Linked DNA regions of Mus musculus: region 2 is linked to region 1. The links are chromatin contacts, found by Hi-C in ENCODE. All regions are on one chromosome and are shown on one strand. Each heading gives the region's core, a stretch centred on a gene start or an enhancer-like site at or near the end of the contact. The rest is flanking DNA. Distances are from core to core; before and after follow the strand shown.

Region 1 (7,397 bases), core at 1,443-3,942:
GTCATTACCAGAGACTATGGTGTGTGTGTGTGTGGGGGGGGGTGTCCCTCTATTTTCCTAACACACCTGTTAATTCCAATCCTTCCTCTCTGAACCTCTATTAAGTAAAGGTGTCTACATTCATTGTTTCACTGAAGACAAGACTGCAGTATAGGTGAAACTTGTTGAAGATCAACGGACACTTGAAGTGGGGCACTGGAGGACTTTGAGTATTTGCAATTCCCCTTGAGAAGAGGCAGCTACTTTTGATTGGTTTCTATTTTAGTCAGTGATGCATCTGCAGTAATATTAAATGAACTAGATACAAACCCTGGGGCCTGTCCCCTTCCTGAATAAATAACTTTCGACACTTCAGTCCCTCATCTGTAAAGTGCAAATATTATAGGTGTCTTACAGTCATTGGAGGATTATGGCTGTATTATAATGCAATACACACAAAACATTCATGACCAGATCTTAGAAGCCTTAGGCACACACATGATTCAACAGCCATGAATGCAGATCTCCAGGTTACACCACAAGAGAGTACCTGGGATGTAATTTATACTTACGATAAATCATCATCTTTATTACTGTAAAATTCTGGAATTGGGCATTTAGTATATGCACTAATGTTTCCCCCATCTTTGCATCATCTCTAGCAACAAGGAAATCATGACAAAGTGTGCGGTCACACGGTGACTGATAAATTGTTTTATATTTACTTCTTCAAAATGTGCAATAAACTACCAGCTTGGTGGTTGAATATTTCCTTCTAGCAATACAATAAACTGTCGGCTTAGTGGTTGGACATTTCCTCCTAGCAAATTTGGCTGGAGGATGGATACAAGAAACTTGACCTAAGATCACCAACTTTTCCCTTTAAAAAGAAAGGCATAAAGTTTTAAACTTTCTGGAAATCTCTGGACTCCGATAAGCAACTATGCAGATTTACATTGATTAAAAAAAAAATCCACCATTCAATTTTTAAGTCAAGTAGTTGTCCTAATTAATTACACTTTCTATAATGTCAACTCAGGAAGTTATTTTTTTAAGGTAATACACGTTTTCTTTTCTTGACTAACAGCAGTTAAAAGAAGAGATTTAGAATTCTGTAATCTAACTTACAGTATACGTGTGGTGTTAATGTGCAAGCCTGAAAAACTGCAAGCACTAAATCCGTTTGGGATCGCAGGCTTGTGGGCAGAAGCTCTCTGAAGTTTCAAATGAGTGATGCTTTAACCTGATGTTGAATTTCTAGAACAATAGAAGGTGGAGAAGATATCCCTCTTTTCTGGAAAGGCCAGAAACCATTCTCCTGGGTGGATTCTTGCCTATCTATGATCTGGGGCCCAGTAACCTCCATCTTTTCACTTAAGTCTAGTCCGGCCTGGCCTAGACTTTTCTCTCTCTTTCAAATCACCCTACAACGTTCATCCCAAGTTCCCCAACAGAAAGAAAATTATTTCTCTTTTCAGGATTTAGTCCACAGCTTTTCTGGAACCTGTTTTTGAGAGTCAGAAAATACACCGCGCTGGAATGTGTCTTTTTACAGGTCTTTCCTTTAGGCTCCCGCGGGTCTCTCCGGTCCCCGCCACACTGAGAATGGTCACTAACCAACTTATACACTAACCCTCCGTAATCTCCCCAGGTAACCTTTCTTTCTTCTAATGTCCGAAGCGTCCTTCCTGGCTGCCTTCCTTTTCCAAAGGTACAGGAAATAAATTCCCGAGGTGCTTCCCAGCAGCGCGGCCTTATTTCCCCGGATCCTTTACTGCCTCGGGTCCCTCACTATCCTCTTCCTTTCAACCGAAAAGCCCCTCTTTCCTTCCACCTGGTGAAAGTTCATCACCCAGACATCTCTTCCCCAAGAGTAACAACTGCCAACTCTCCCGGGTCACATCCAAGCGATAGAATACGTGAATCAGGGGAGCTTGAGCCGACTACCCAAGACTATCCCTGATTTCCGCCGGGGTTTTGGCCCTGGGTCGCTTTCTCCCCGAAAGCGGTGTATGTGGGTAGTATTCAGCAGTGCATAACACACACAATTCCTGAGCCCTAGAGGAGTTTGAGGAGGTTGGACAGAAAGCAGAAGAGATCCGCAAGTTTCCGAGCCTATCTCCAAGGGCCTCCAGCCCTCCCCCAGGTCCCAGGGCTGCCTGCCACTGCCACTCTGCACTCCCTGCGTGGCAGGCTGGAGACACTATCCTATCTGCACCCCAAAGTGTGGGCTATGCGGCCTGTCCAGGGTCAGTCGGTCAGAGAGATTACACGGGCCCTGGCCAGTGGGATGGAAGGCAGAGTTGGAGAATCTGCAAACAGGACGGATTAAAAGGATTCATGTTCCCTCCCAAACAATCCAAACGCACCTCTCCAGCACCCATCAGTTTTTGCTGCTAATCAGTCTCACTTGATTTAATAGTCCTCGCTAGGCCAAAGTCAAAAGCGGAGCAGTTTTTAGCCAATCTGGGGGCACTGGAGTGACCGGCGTCTCCTTTCCCAGCTACCTACCTCCCTATTCCAGGCAAACTAGGGCGGCGGACTTGTGAGTTTCTCCTGCCCCGGAAAAGAGCAGGGACTCGGGGAACCCTACCTGGCCAGCTCCAGTTTCCCAGAAAACCGGCGCGATCTCCGTGAGTCCGCGGAGCTGCAACTGCGGCTGAGCCTCGGGCGGCCACTCTGCGGGCCTCCGGCTTGTCCCCTGCTCCCGGCGCGGTTCCCCGGGCCCCCGCGTAGCGATCGCCTGCGCTGACTGGCCTAAGGGAGTCACGTGCAAGGGCGGGGGCGGGGGAGCCCGGACCCGGCAGCACCTCCGCCCGGCGCCCGCCCGCAGGACTCTTCCCAAAGCTCCCCCAACAGGCAAAGTCCATGCGCGCGGAACTCTCGGGGAAGGAAAGCACTCAGTGCCGGGCGCTCCGTTCTGCCCTCAGTGCAGCCCGACGTCCTTGCGGTTTGCTGCTCTGCCAAGGATCGTGTTTATTCTCCTTCTCTTTCCTCCCTACTCTCAGTGGTCCACGTCCAGCGCCCTGTTCAAGGGGCGGGGCTGGTAGAGGAGAAGGTGACCTCGCACACTGGGCTCATGGTCGCCGGTGGGGCACTGGGTCACCCGGGATGCCTTGCTAGCCTCAGATCTACGGGGCCCTTGAAGTGAGCTCGGGAGAGGGTCAGGAGGCACTAAAACCTGAACTGGCCCTTAAGGTCAGTGCCTAGAGACGCAAGCGCTCTTTTCTCCTTCCCACGAGCCGGTGGAGACTGCAAGGCGCCGAGAACCTCCACCAGCCCAGGAGTTTATGTATTTATACAAAACGCGCACCCCTCGCCGCCGACACTTCTTCCCACTCCTGCGGTCTCCCGTCCCTTCTCATCACTCCCTGTAGCCCTCACCGACTGGGGTCCAATCAAAAGGATGAAGTGGGGGTGGGGAGCCTGGTCTCTAACCTTAGAGCCCATTCAAGGACTGTAGTTCCTTCCCTAGGGTGGGGGTAGGGAGGGTGCCAGACCTTAGTTTGGAGTCGGCGTCAGTGCCTGTAGGCCCTGGCGCAGTGGAGCTGTGAGGGGAGAGTCCCTCAGACAGGTCTAAAGGTTAATAGAGCAATCACAGGGCCCTATTACCGCGTAAAAATAACCCATCGATTACCACAGCCTTCAGCTGCAGATAACAGCTCTCTGGTGGCTCTCGCGCTTTGGGCTAAACTTTTTTTTTTCTTCTTTTAAGCCCTCATTTCTCTCCCCGGCACCGGTTTCCAATACAAGATTAGAGGGGTCAGGAGAGGGCTGGAATACCACCTGGTAAGAACCCTGTGCAGCCCGAGAAGGCTCGGGATGGCACCGGCTCCCGCAGTTCGAGGACTGACTGCAGATTGCTATTGCTATTGCCCCGCCAGTGCAAAAGCAACCCAGGCGCTAGGAACAGGCTGGGACGCCGAGCCAATTGAAAGGGAAAACCCGTGGGACTTTGGCCAACCCGTGGGGATCTCAGGAAAATCCCAGAGGAAGGACTGAGCACGGCTGCGCCGGGGGAATTCTCTTTTCCAAACCGAAGGGGCCCGAGGTCCAGAGCGGCTCTAGAGGAGAGAAAACTGAGGCCCGTCAGGGGTGCTGAGCTGCCCGCACTCTGGCTTGATTTACCGAAGTAGCCCCGGGTGCCGCCAGTTTGAGCCCTTGGGCGCCCCGGAAGCTGGGGCCCCATGATTAGGGTCCCTTCTCCAGCCCCCCCCCCCAATCCTAAACAATGCCAGTCAGAATCAGGGCCTGCAGGTTCGAGATCTGGTAAAGTTTTAGGGATGGTATTCTGAGGATTTCAGAGGCCATCGCTGAGCATCAAGGAACCCTCCCACAACATCTCCTCTGAGACTCTCGGATGAATGCAGAGAATGGCGTGGCCCTTGCTTTATTTTACAAGAAACCCTCAACTACCTGGTGAGCAGAAGAGAAACGAAGCCAAAGGCCCACAGCCCAAGCCAACGAGGCGTGTCTGTCTCTCTGTCTCTCTCTCTCCTCTCCCCCTTTCTCTCCCTCTATCCCTCCCTCTCCCTCTCTCTCCCTCCCTTCCTCCTCCCCCTCCCCCCCCCCTCTCTCTTTCTCTGACTTGTGTGCCTTAGATCTCAGATTTGCCTCACTGTAGTGTCCCTCATAGACCAAAATGCGCTAAGCTCCGGGGCCAAACCTAGCGTTCCTGGTTTTGTTACCCATGAAGTCTGAAGCTCGGGGCTTAAGTGTCTGGGGGAACAGCCATGTGTGATACGCCTCTGTGTCGCCAAGGTCTCCAACAGCTGCCAGGCGACATTCTCCTTGTGTCTTAGCCATCCCCACCTCTACCCACCCAACAGCCTTCCTGAAAACCAAGTTCTAACGGTTTAAAGGAGGGTACCCCAGATAGTCTGGGGATACTTTGCTCAGTGCGATTGAGAGACTCAGTGAAGTCTCTTAGGGAATCGGGTGATCCTTCGCTCTTGCTAAGATCAGCCAAAGACCATCCCAGACCGCTTTTCCTTTCCAGGAGTCTCCAGGCATCTCCCGCTGAGCTGACTGCTGCGAGCGGGAGGCCCGAGACAGATCTCTGACTCTGAAGGCGCCTGGGACAGAGACATTTGTTTCAGCTTCCTGTGACTTAACCCCCACACTTTGGGTCCCACACAACAAATTTTTCCCGGTGTGTGGGCTGAGAGTCAAACCAGACGCGTTTCTTGGGCGCTTTTGGTTTTTTCTTCATTCCCTCCCTCCTTCCTCCCCTTGCCTCCGGTCCTTCAGTTGCTCCCTTCCTCTGCTGGAACCAGAACTAGGCGACCTCTGTGCGTTGCCAGGAGCGGGGAGCATTTCAAGGCCTTGCTGGCTGGAGATGGAGGGGGGTTATCGGCTCCTCTCAGACTAGGGAGGCCAAAGAGAGGAGGGGGGCTGGGCAACGCTGAGGATCAGACTTGGCTATTTTTAAGGACTATGTCACTAGGATGGGGTGGGGGTGGCTCAACCCGGCTCACGTTCCCCTTTCTACTTTCCTTTCCCATGGTCTCTGGGCAGAGGCGGCAGGCTCACCTTCAACCTTCTTAGATCTTTTTGCTCAGAGTGAAGGTGGAGAGTCTAATGATCCAGCCTTAAGTCTGTAGCTTTCCGTAATAAGACTGATTTAGGTGAGCCGTATTCCTAAATAATCTTTGCAGCACAAAAGAATACATTTTATTTCTTGTTTCACGAAGGATTCTGAGACTTAAGCTGGCCTCTTAGCTAGCAGAAACGAAACTGTAGGATGAACACGATGTACGTAGGAATTGAGACTTGAATTTCCTCGAAGGGAGGGTGACGACGACACACACAAAACAAACAGCAGATGTTGGATTTCACACAGAGACCAAGAGAGATCCCCCCCCAGGAATTGGGCACCAGCAAGTGCCCTCTGGGACCTCTGTGATTTGGTTTAAACGGTGGTCAATGTTGGTCGTCACAATGTCCGCATTTCTGGAGGCAGATGCCCCTCCGAATTCAACGGGAATCAACTCACAAGCCGCACAGTGAGAGAAGAAACGAGTTCCGGAAAGAAACTAGAGCTTGGAGCTTGGGCAGTTTCCAGTGTTTGGTAAGGGAGCCAGAGGTAAGATACAGAAATCCAGCTTGGTCTTATAGAACAGATACCTCAGGTGCAGCCGTGCCTCTGGATCTACAAAGGACTTGGGCTAGATGCACAAAGTGACCCGCACTGAACGAATTCGGTCTCCTGTCCTAACAACGGAGCCTGACACCACAGACACCACGTCCCTTTCCTCTGTGACTGTCAGCCCGAATCTCGAGACTACCCTGCTCAAAGCAGAAAATTCCAAGAGAGCAACTGGACACACCACATCTTGTTTAAGAAAAAAGAAAACAAAAACAAAAAACAAAGAACCTGCAAGGCCAAGTCTATGTACCCATTCTTCCCCCAGCCCTGGACCTTCAGCTCTTGGGGTTCCAGGCAGAAGAGGGATGGTTGTGAATTCTCTGTGCCCACACATCCCAGAACTAGCCCCACACCTAGAGTCAAATCTTGAGGTTTCACCATAAAAGAAAATAGCCCTCTTTAATAGTTTAGCTTTTAAAGAATTGTTCAATGTTACAAAAAAAAAAAAAAAGAATTGTGCAATGTTGCAAAATGAAGGGGTGCCTTCCTCATAGATCTGAGAAAATGCTTCCCAGTGTTACCGGTCTGGAGACCAGTTGGTGGCATATTTCATAGTCACTTCTAAACTACAGGTCACTCTCCTACTTTACCTTTTTTTTTTTGATAAAACTTGCCTTCAAATTTCTGTCAAATTCCTAGAAGAGGCCTGAAAAGCTCCCCACAATTTTTCTTTGGGGACACATTGCAAAGGAAGAATGAGGAAGACAAAGCTATTATCTTCATCTTTAAAATGACACAGAAAGGTTGGGACTCAGAGTCTACGTGGTAAAGTGTGGGTGGAGGCAGCGGGTCTCCAATCCAAATTCTCACCTTATTTCTTAATATCCTAATAGTAGCTGTAAAATATTCTCTGTTACAGTCGTTTTAATTTTTTTTAGCCTCTAAATGTTGTTTCTTTTATTTAAAAATTCAATTTCAATTTAGAACAAAACGGTGCCTCACAATCTAAGAAAATTCAAAAAGCTTTTTGTAAAAAAAAGATTTTTTTTTTTTTTTTTGCTAAGTTTATGAATGATGGCAGAGGCTTTGTGAATAGGGACGGTCTTCAGTCCGGAGTACCAGTCTCGACAAGGTCACCATGTGGCCCAGGAGCCCAGTCCTGATATTGGCACCCCTTTCTCCACAGACACTCTGCTTCCTGCTTCCCAAAGGACTCCCTTACTCTTCTGTAGAGAAGGGCGCCCGTCCAGAAAGCGGGTAAAGGAAGCTACAGAGAGAGGGAGTTGCCCTCTTCTGGAGGTGAGGTCCCACACGAACTCGATCATCTGCT
Region 2 (7,397 bases), core at 2,795-5,294, 4.0 Mb after region 1:
TGTCGTAAGGTAAGGACTTTTTGCGATCGATCGCTCGGAATGAGCGAGTGGGAAAAAAAATAAAGCGTATTTCTTTGCGCTTGCTACCAAGGAGGTATGAGAGAAGCCGAGGATGGGTGAGGAAGGAGGAGTTGAGGAAGACTTTTCTGGAGCAAGTGTTAGGTTCCTTCGGTTCATTTTTAGTAAACACTTCCCAGTTGACTTGGGCACCATACCGGCGAGCCTCTAAAACTTTCTATCCTGTAATTTTAGTGTTTCTCTAGGTGGTCCCGCTTGACCCTGTTTCATCGTGTTAAAAACAAATCAAAATCGTACCCAAGTCTAATCGAACTGTCCTTGAAGGAAATTTCTTGGTGTGGACATGTGAGATATTTATCATGAAACCATAAATGAAGTAATTTCTTTGCTCTCCCCTCTCTGGGGAATTCACACTTATGTACTATACAAATCTAGTTTCTGGAAGGAGAAAAAAAATGCCCAGCTTGGAATTTGGTGTGGGAATCAGTGAAATCAGAGTTTTTATATAAAAATCATTTACAAATTGTGGATTAAATACCCAGTAGGTCTCTGAGATAGAGCAAAGCCATTTGTTACTAGTTGGGCAAATAAAAGCCCGGTTTAAATAAAAACAAAAACTGGTAAATGAAAAATGCTTGTCCAAAGATAGCTTATGGAGACCAAACCTTTTAAATTTACAGGGCTCATACTAGCTGTCCCGGTATTCAGGAAGGGTCCAGGTCTGTGCTTTGGGATGCATAGAGGCAGACACACGAGAGAGAGAGAGAGAGAGAGAGAGAGAGAGAGAGAGAGAGAGAGAGTTAGTTGTGGGGTGAGGGATGTGTTATGACGCCTGGAGGGCATACCTCAAACCTCCGACTTTGAGAAGGGCCCCAGCGCACAGGATGTCAGGGCTGGTAAATTCTGGGCCAACCGGGCCTTAAAACCAATTTCGGCCTGAACATATTGTCTTAAGCTGCAGTACAACACGAACAAGGGGGAGGGGGAATTCAAACCTGGACTCTGGTATTTTAGAAGGGTGAACAAAAGCGGTGACAACGTATAAAATGAGATCCCAAACCACTTCCCCAGTTTGTGTAACTAGATGGTCGTGAAAAATAGTAATACTGTGAGTTCTGATTTTTTCTCGAGGATGGAACGCGAGACTCCCCAGTCCTTGGTGGAGGAAGCTTGAGGCTGCGAGTGGGGTTGGGTATGGGGGGGAGGGGGCGGACACCCAGCCGGGTCCCGGTCCTGGTCCCGGACCCGGCGGCATTTGTGTTTCAGGTTCCTAATGGAGGGTTATTCTCACGTAGCTGGAGGCGAAGGAGATGGAAGCAACCCTCTGGGCGCCACGATTGCGCGCCGCAGCCACCAGCACCGCTTCTTTAGCACGGGTGGTCAATTCTTCCGCCACCCCTCCCTAAGACCTTGACAAACATAATCAAAGCCAAGGCGGTTGGCAGAACCGCTCTCGGCGCGCACAAGCGTTACAGCTTAGGGCACAAGGCCGACTGCTCCTCTATACTCGGTCTGGAACTTCATTTATGCGTAAAAGGGACTTCTGGACTTTGGGCTCACCACCCTAGGAACCCCAAGTGGTCGGTCCGCAGTCTGTCCCCAGTGTTCAGAGGAGCCGCAGGGGAGGTGGGGTGGTTCCTCAGTGCAGACCACTAAGAGCCAAGCGTCCCACTGAGTTCTAGAGGTAAGGCACCCACACACTATCTTCCAGCAGGGCACCGCCACCCCTGAACTTGTCACTGGGAAGGAGGGAGGTGAGACGCCACTGACAGTATGCTTTGGAGAAGGCAGCAGGGAGCAAGGAGAAAGGAACAATTCATTCGCTTCCTGAGGGGTATAATTTGGGCGGCAGCTGTTACTGGTGAGAAAAGAGGCGTCAGCGACCTTGGCTCTGCCCTTTAACCTGGAGCCTCTGGGGGCCGGCGGGCCGGGCTAGGCCGGAGCCCGTTGCTGCCCCGCAGTCCCTCAGGCTCTCCGCATCTTTCGCGAACATTTTCGAGGTGGAGCTGATCAAAGTCTCCTTGGGGAGGTTAAAACAAAACTAAACAAAAGCCAGCCGTTTCATCCACACGTCGGAGGGCTCATTGGCTGGTCCACACTCTTCACCGAGGAACCTGAGGCCTTGCCCAGCTGGGAACATGGCCGGGACAAGAAAGAAGGACAAGAGATTAGTTAAATTCAGCAGACTTAAAAAAAACAAAAACAAAACAAAACTAAAACTAAAACCAAACCAAAACAAAAACGAGCAGGCCCAGCTCGAAGACTCTGGGTGGTTAGTTTTTCCTGGGGTCGCAATTATCCGTAAAGTCTTGTGTAACTGAACTGCGCAGCTGAAAGAGCAGAGGTGGATCTTATCTCGACCATTTTCTCCCCCACCCTCCCTCTTTTGTTGGATAACTGCCGAATGCAACTAGGCCTCTTATTTTCTTACACTCAACTGTACCTCAAGCCACCCTGCCTCCCCTTTAAGCCTGAAATTAAAGACCTGGAGTTAGGGTACACCATCAACGCGACTCCAGCCCCCCTCCCCAGTCTGTGCAAAGAGAGCCCCAGCCAGCTTTCAAGTCAGTCACTGCTGTAGAGAGAGACCAAGTCTTCCGGAGCACCATCCCGCCTGCGCAGTCTGTAGTCACAGTTTGCCCCTGAGGTGAAGTGACGTGCTCAGGTCCCCTTCAATGGAGACTCAAGCAGTCTCTGAAAGCGCAAGCTTCCTTTTCGCTCGCCGGGCAAACGTGCACCCCAGGCGCTGTGTCCTCTAGCGGCGAACTCTCGCAGCTCGTCTGTGAGCGCTCACCTACAGCTAGGGGGTCCGGTCAGGAGTCAATTGACACTCAAACCTGAGCCCTGAGCCGGGAGGAAAGACTCCCGACTGTAATGATGCTGAGAGGCTCGGGTGCAGTCGCTCGAACCGCGGCGCAGCTGATTGTCTGCTCCACGGCAGATGGTCTTTGAGCACAGATTTGCATTCATTGTCTTCAAATCTGTTTTCGCGCTGGCGTTCTAGATTTCAACAGCAGATCTACGCGCAGATCAGAATACAAAAAGAGAAGCAAGAAAATAACACCCAGCCAGGAGGATTTTTTTTTAATAGGCACCTCCAGCCGTCTAGGGTTTCAGCTATTTTGTGGAGCCTCGGCTTCCCGACCACCAACCTTCGCGACCACAGCGCTCGGCGGACAAAGTTTCCAGGACTTCTTCACAGACGCCTCGTGTCTCTAACGCAGGGTTCCCCGGCCTTCAGGGATTGGGGAGGGAGATTTTAAAAGGGGGGAGGATTCGAAACTTCATCCCGCAGTTCTCAGCCAGCCAAGCTGTCAGCAACCTCTCCTATCTGCAAAGGTGCGTACTCCCGCCCTCCCGGGGCTGTTTTCCTTAACTCCTTCACCATTTCCCTTCACAGTATATTTATTTAAACTGCACTTGAGCCTCATTCGTCCACACTCCGCTCTCTCCTTCCTTCATCTCGCCTCTCCTTCTAACACTTGTGGCCTTCGCACGAAATGATTGCTTCCCTGGAACTCTCTGAGACTTGGTAGACCGGTTCAGAAAGACGGATGCCCTGAGGGTAGTGTTTGCGAAAAGCATAAATACAGGTGGTCACAGGTCCAAACCCCGGGAATGAATCTGTAGGGTCTCCCGCAGGCGACAAAAAACCTGCATCTAGAGGCAAATCCGCGCTGGCTTCCTGCTCCCGCGATCGGAAAGAACCATCATGATCCTAACTCTCAGAGTCCTGCTACTCTGTTTTGGTGCAGGATTTGGGGACCCCCTTTCCCACTCAGGCCAAACACTCGGGACTCTGGTCGGGACTCGGTGCTTGTGGCTTGCTGTAGCCTTTCACCTCCCGGACTTCGGGCAAAGCAAAGCTTGGCTAACGCCGCGGGAGGACGTCCGCCCAGCTTGCCCAGAGCCGGCCAATCCCGGGCGTCCATGCAAATGAGGCTCCTTATCGGGCCTCGGCTCCGCCTCCCGCGGCCTGGGTTGTAGTAACCATTCATGGGGCCCGCGCGCTGCAGCAGCCCGGCTCTGCGGCGCTCTCAGCCACCGCCTCCTCCCCGCTCCGGGTCTTCCCCTTCCTCTTACAACTGATCCTGTTGGGGATTTTTTTTTTTTTTCCTATATCGGAACGGTGGGGAGGAGCAGGGAGGGGGGAACAAGGAGGAAGGGGAGAGATCAGGCAGCTATCTATCTCCTCCTGTTTTTCCCAGAACAGGTGATGCTTCCAAATTGTGGCCACTTTCTGGAGAACGTTCTGCAGCTGGAAGGATGCGGGCGACCTAGAGTGGAAGCCCCGAGGCGGCAGATCTGAAGCCACCGAGGATAAAAAACGCAAACTTTGCATTGTGCGTGGAGGAACGGGCTGGCTATTTCTTTCCAAGAGGGCCCCCAAACTTCGGCCCTTGCCGCCTTTCTCGGATTGCTTTTGGAGAACACCATTTGCTGGCAGCATTGGAGAGTGAGGACGGTGTTGTTGTAAAGTCACTTTTAAGGCGACAGTAGAGGACCAGACTTTTTAAATGTTTGGGATTCAAGATACGCTAGGAAGAGGACCAGCTCTGAAAGACAAGTCGCTGGGTGCCGAGATGGATTCGGTCAGGTCCTGGGTCCGGAATGTCGGCGTGGTGGACGCCAATGTCGCGGCTCAGAGGTAATGAGACTGGAGCCGTTGTGCTCTGAAAGTCTCTGGTTGTGTCTGTCTCCCCGAATATCTCTTCCCTTTGCTCCCTCTCTTTCTCTCTGTCCTTGTCTCTCCTCCCTGGCTGTGCGCACTGGGGCTCTCCCTGGGCGGGCAGGTCGCTGCGACTAGGGGAACCCTTTTCCCGCAGTCGACACTGTAGTTTCTGAACTACCGAGGTCACGGGTGTTTCTCCCCACAGTCCGTTCTTTGAGGACAAAAAAAATTTATTAAAAGTAGCGTTCAAGCTCACATCGTGGCGTTTACTCTTGGACTCTAGCGGAGTGGCGCGTGAAGATCCGAGCTGGCAGCCGGCGCAGCGGCAGAGCCGGCTTTCCGGTCACTCCTAGGTTCCCCCACGCTTCCTGCGAGCGCCTCTCCTCCAGCATCATTCAGGATGGCTTGGAGACTCGGGGAGCCCAGCGGCCAGATGGTGGCGGCGGCGAGAGGATCCGGAGAGGCCTGAGGGGCTGCAAGGAAAGCAAGGCGGCCGGGAGCTCTAGGAAAGGGGACATGCAAGCGAGTCCTGGGTGAGGGAGAGTGGGACAGACAAACCGAAGAGGCCGAGGATGGACCGAAGCACAGGAGTAGTCGGGGAAGAGGAGAAAATGGAGCCGCAGAGAAGAGCACCCTCCAGTTTTGCGGGTTCCTCAAGTTGATTTTGTTTCCAAATCTTCGCGTTTACGGATGGTTAAAATTTGTCTAGGGTTCCATCCCACGAAGACATTCCAGTCCCGCTTCTCACTGTCGCTACTGAACTGAGATTCATGGCCCTCGTGTCCAGACTACAAGAGCCAGCTCCTTTACCCTCTCCAGACACCCACAAATTTCTTCCAGGACTCTCGACTCTTCCTCTGCGCTCTGCGTTCTGCGCCAACCTCCTTAAATCTCCGGACTTCACGTTGAGAAATGACCCCTTTTGCAGATAGGCCACATCTCCAGGTGTCCCGGGTAGAGCGAACTGGCTGCCACCCTTCAAGGAGTGGCAGCAAAGGCCGCAAGCCGGATGCCTGAAGTGGCAGCTGCGGTACCCGATTGCCACTCCTCCGAAGCCGAATGCTCAGTTGTCCCCGAAGCAGATGGTACTTCGCAGAGGCCTTGGCTCTCGAAAGCGGTCTAGGGGTTCGCTCCGGCGGTGACAAGCCGAGGGAACCAAGACAGTTCCGCAGATCCGCTCCTTAGCGGGGGCTTAATAACATTTCCCTCCAGTCTTCCCGTCCGAAATAAAATGTACTTTATTAAAGTTCGAAACAGCAGTCTGTGGTGGTCTAGCGAAAATTATACACTTTCAAAAAAGTGACTGAGACCATGCCCAGCACAAGAATCCAGAAGACCTCAGGGCCACCAGGCTGCCCTCACCATCTGTCAATTCGCCGGCTCCACAAGGTTTTCAGTCAAATGTGGCACTATCAGAGACAGGCATATAGGGAGGTCCTGTGGACGCATCCAAGGCTCTGGCAAGCTCTGGGTCCAGCTATACAGAGTCAGGGAATTTGAGAAAACACTCGAGCGCGGATCGCCCGAGTCTCTGGCCGGGGCGCTGCTGTCTCTTAACATTCTGGCTTCTTCTGGCTTTGACACGTGGAGCGGTTCTTGGGGGCGAAGGTCCTCAGCAGTGAGTCCTCAACCCTGGCCCGTTATCCCCAGCAATGACTGTAGGGGATTTTGCAGTGACACTGTCCTGGATGCAAATTTCGGTAGAGTAAGGCAAACCTTGAGGACAGAGGCTTGGACTCCACAGGCTTCCTATCCTGTAGTCTGTGATCCAAAAATTCACTAGCCAGGAGTTAAAAGGGGTCACTTGTTCAAATGCAAAAGAACCCTATCCCCTTACATCTGAGTCACAGCTTTGAGTTTTGCGGGCAGGCACCTGGGGTTTAGCAGCGCTTCTTAAGACTTCGCCGGCAGCCCTGGTCTTTCTATTCTACTAAAAGCCGTCTGGTGACAGGATTCTGGGTGGCTGTATAACGGGGTGGCGGAAGCAAGGTGCCTATTGCAACCCCTCTGAGAGAGTGTGGAAAAGACCCAGAAGGTTTCTGGTCTTGAGTCCCTTGGCCCTTCTGCAATGTGTTTGGGCATGTTAGTCACTGCCTAACACCCAGTCTTTCTGTCTTTCCCCCTTGTCCTGTTTCTCTCTCCCAACACTTCCTGTGCAGCGGAGTTGCTCTGTCCCGGGCCCATTTTGAAAAGCAACCTCCTTCAAACTTGAGGAAATCCAACTTCTTTCATTTTGTCCTGGCGCTCTACGACAGGCAGGGACAGCCGGTGGAGATTGAGCGCACAGCCTTCGTGGACTTTGTGGAGAATGACAAAGTAAGCGGACCCCTTAAACCCTCCCCCCCTAAGCCGGCACTGAGGATTCCATCTGTCACTTGCGACACTCTCCCGCTAGCATCAGGAATGATAAATTGAGGTGTCTCACCCTTAGCTTCTAACTCAGTAGATTTTCCCTGCACCTCAATGGGCCCCAACTCTGAACCAGGCGTTTTCGGCTGTGCGCCCTAGCCTTGGGGTCAGTAGTAGCGGCAGTGCATCGACTGACCTCGCAGAAAAAAGTTTTTTAGACCTAGTTTTAAAAGTATACCCAACGCTGTCGCTGCCAGTCTCCAGTTTTTCTTAAAATTATTATTACTATTATTTTCTCTCTGGCAGCGGGAAAGAGGGCAGGGGTGTAGTTGGTTGGATTCCGTTTTATGTGGGAACT

The links. Hi-C counts contacts between places; a loop is a spot of excess contacts on that map.
Region 2: a loop to region 1 is called in a map of left cerebral cortex, with 14 times the contacts of the local background. The contact joins the promoter of Ebf2 here to the promoter of Gata4 in region 1. A Hi-C loop is called at or near these places in 6 of 37 maps with a recorded cell type or tissue (ES-E14 and left cerebral cortex).

Annotation. Positions count from the first base shown.
Region 1 is chr14:63,242,579-63,249,975 of GRCm38, forward strand. It overlaps Gata4 (GATA binding protein 4), which reads right to left and starts at 2,693. Exons shown (of 7, transcript NM_008092.4): 1 at 2,573-2,693.
Region 2 is chr14:67,230,600-67,237,996 of GRCm38, forward strand. It overlaps Ebf2 (early B cell factor 2), which reads left to right and starts at 4,045. Exons shown (of 16, transcript NM_001360202.1): 1 at 4,045-4,666; 2 at 6,850-7,006. The coding sequence starts at 4,536. Gm20675 (a long non-coding RNA gene) reads right to left here and starts at 2,596. Exons shown (of 2, transcript XR_874748.1): 1 at 2,504-2,596; 2 at 1,817-2,148.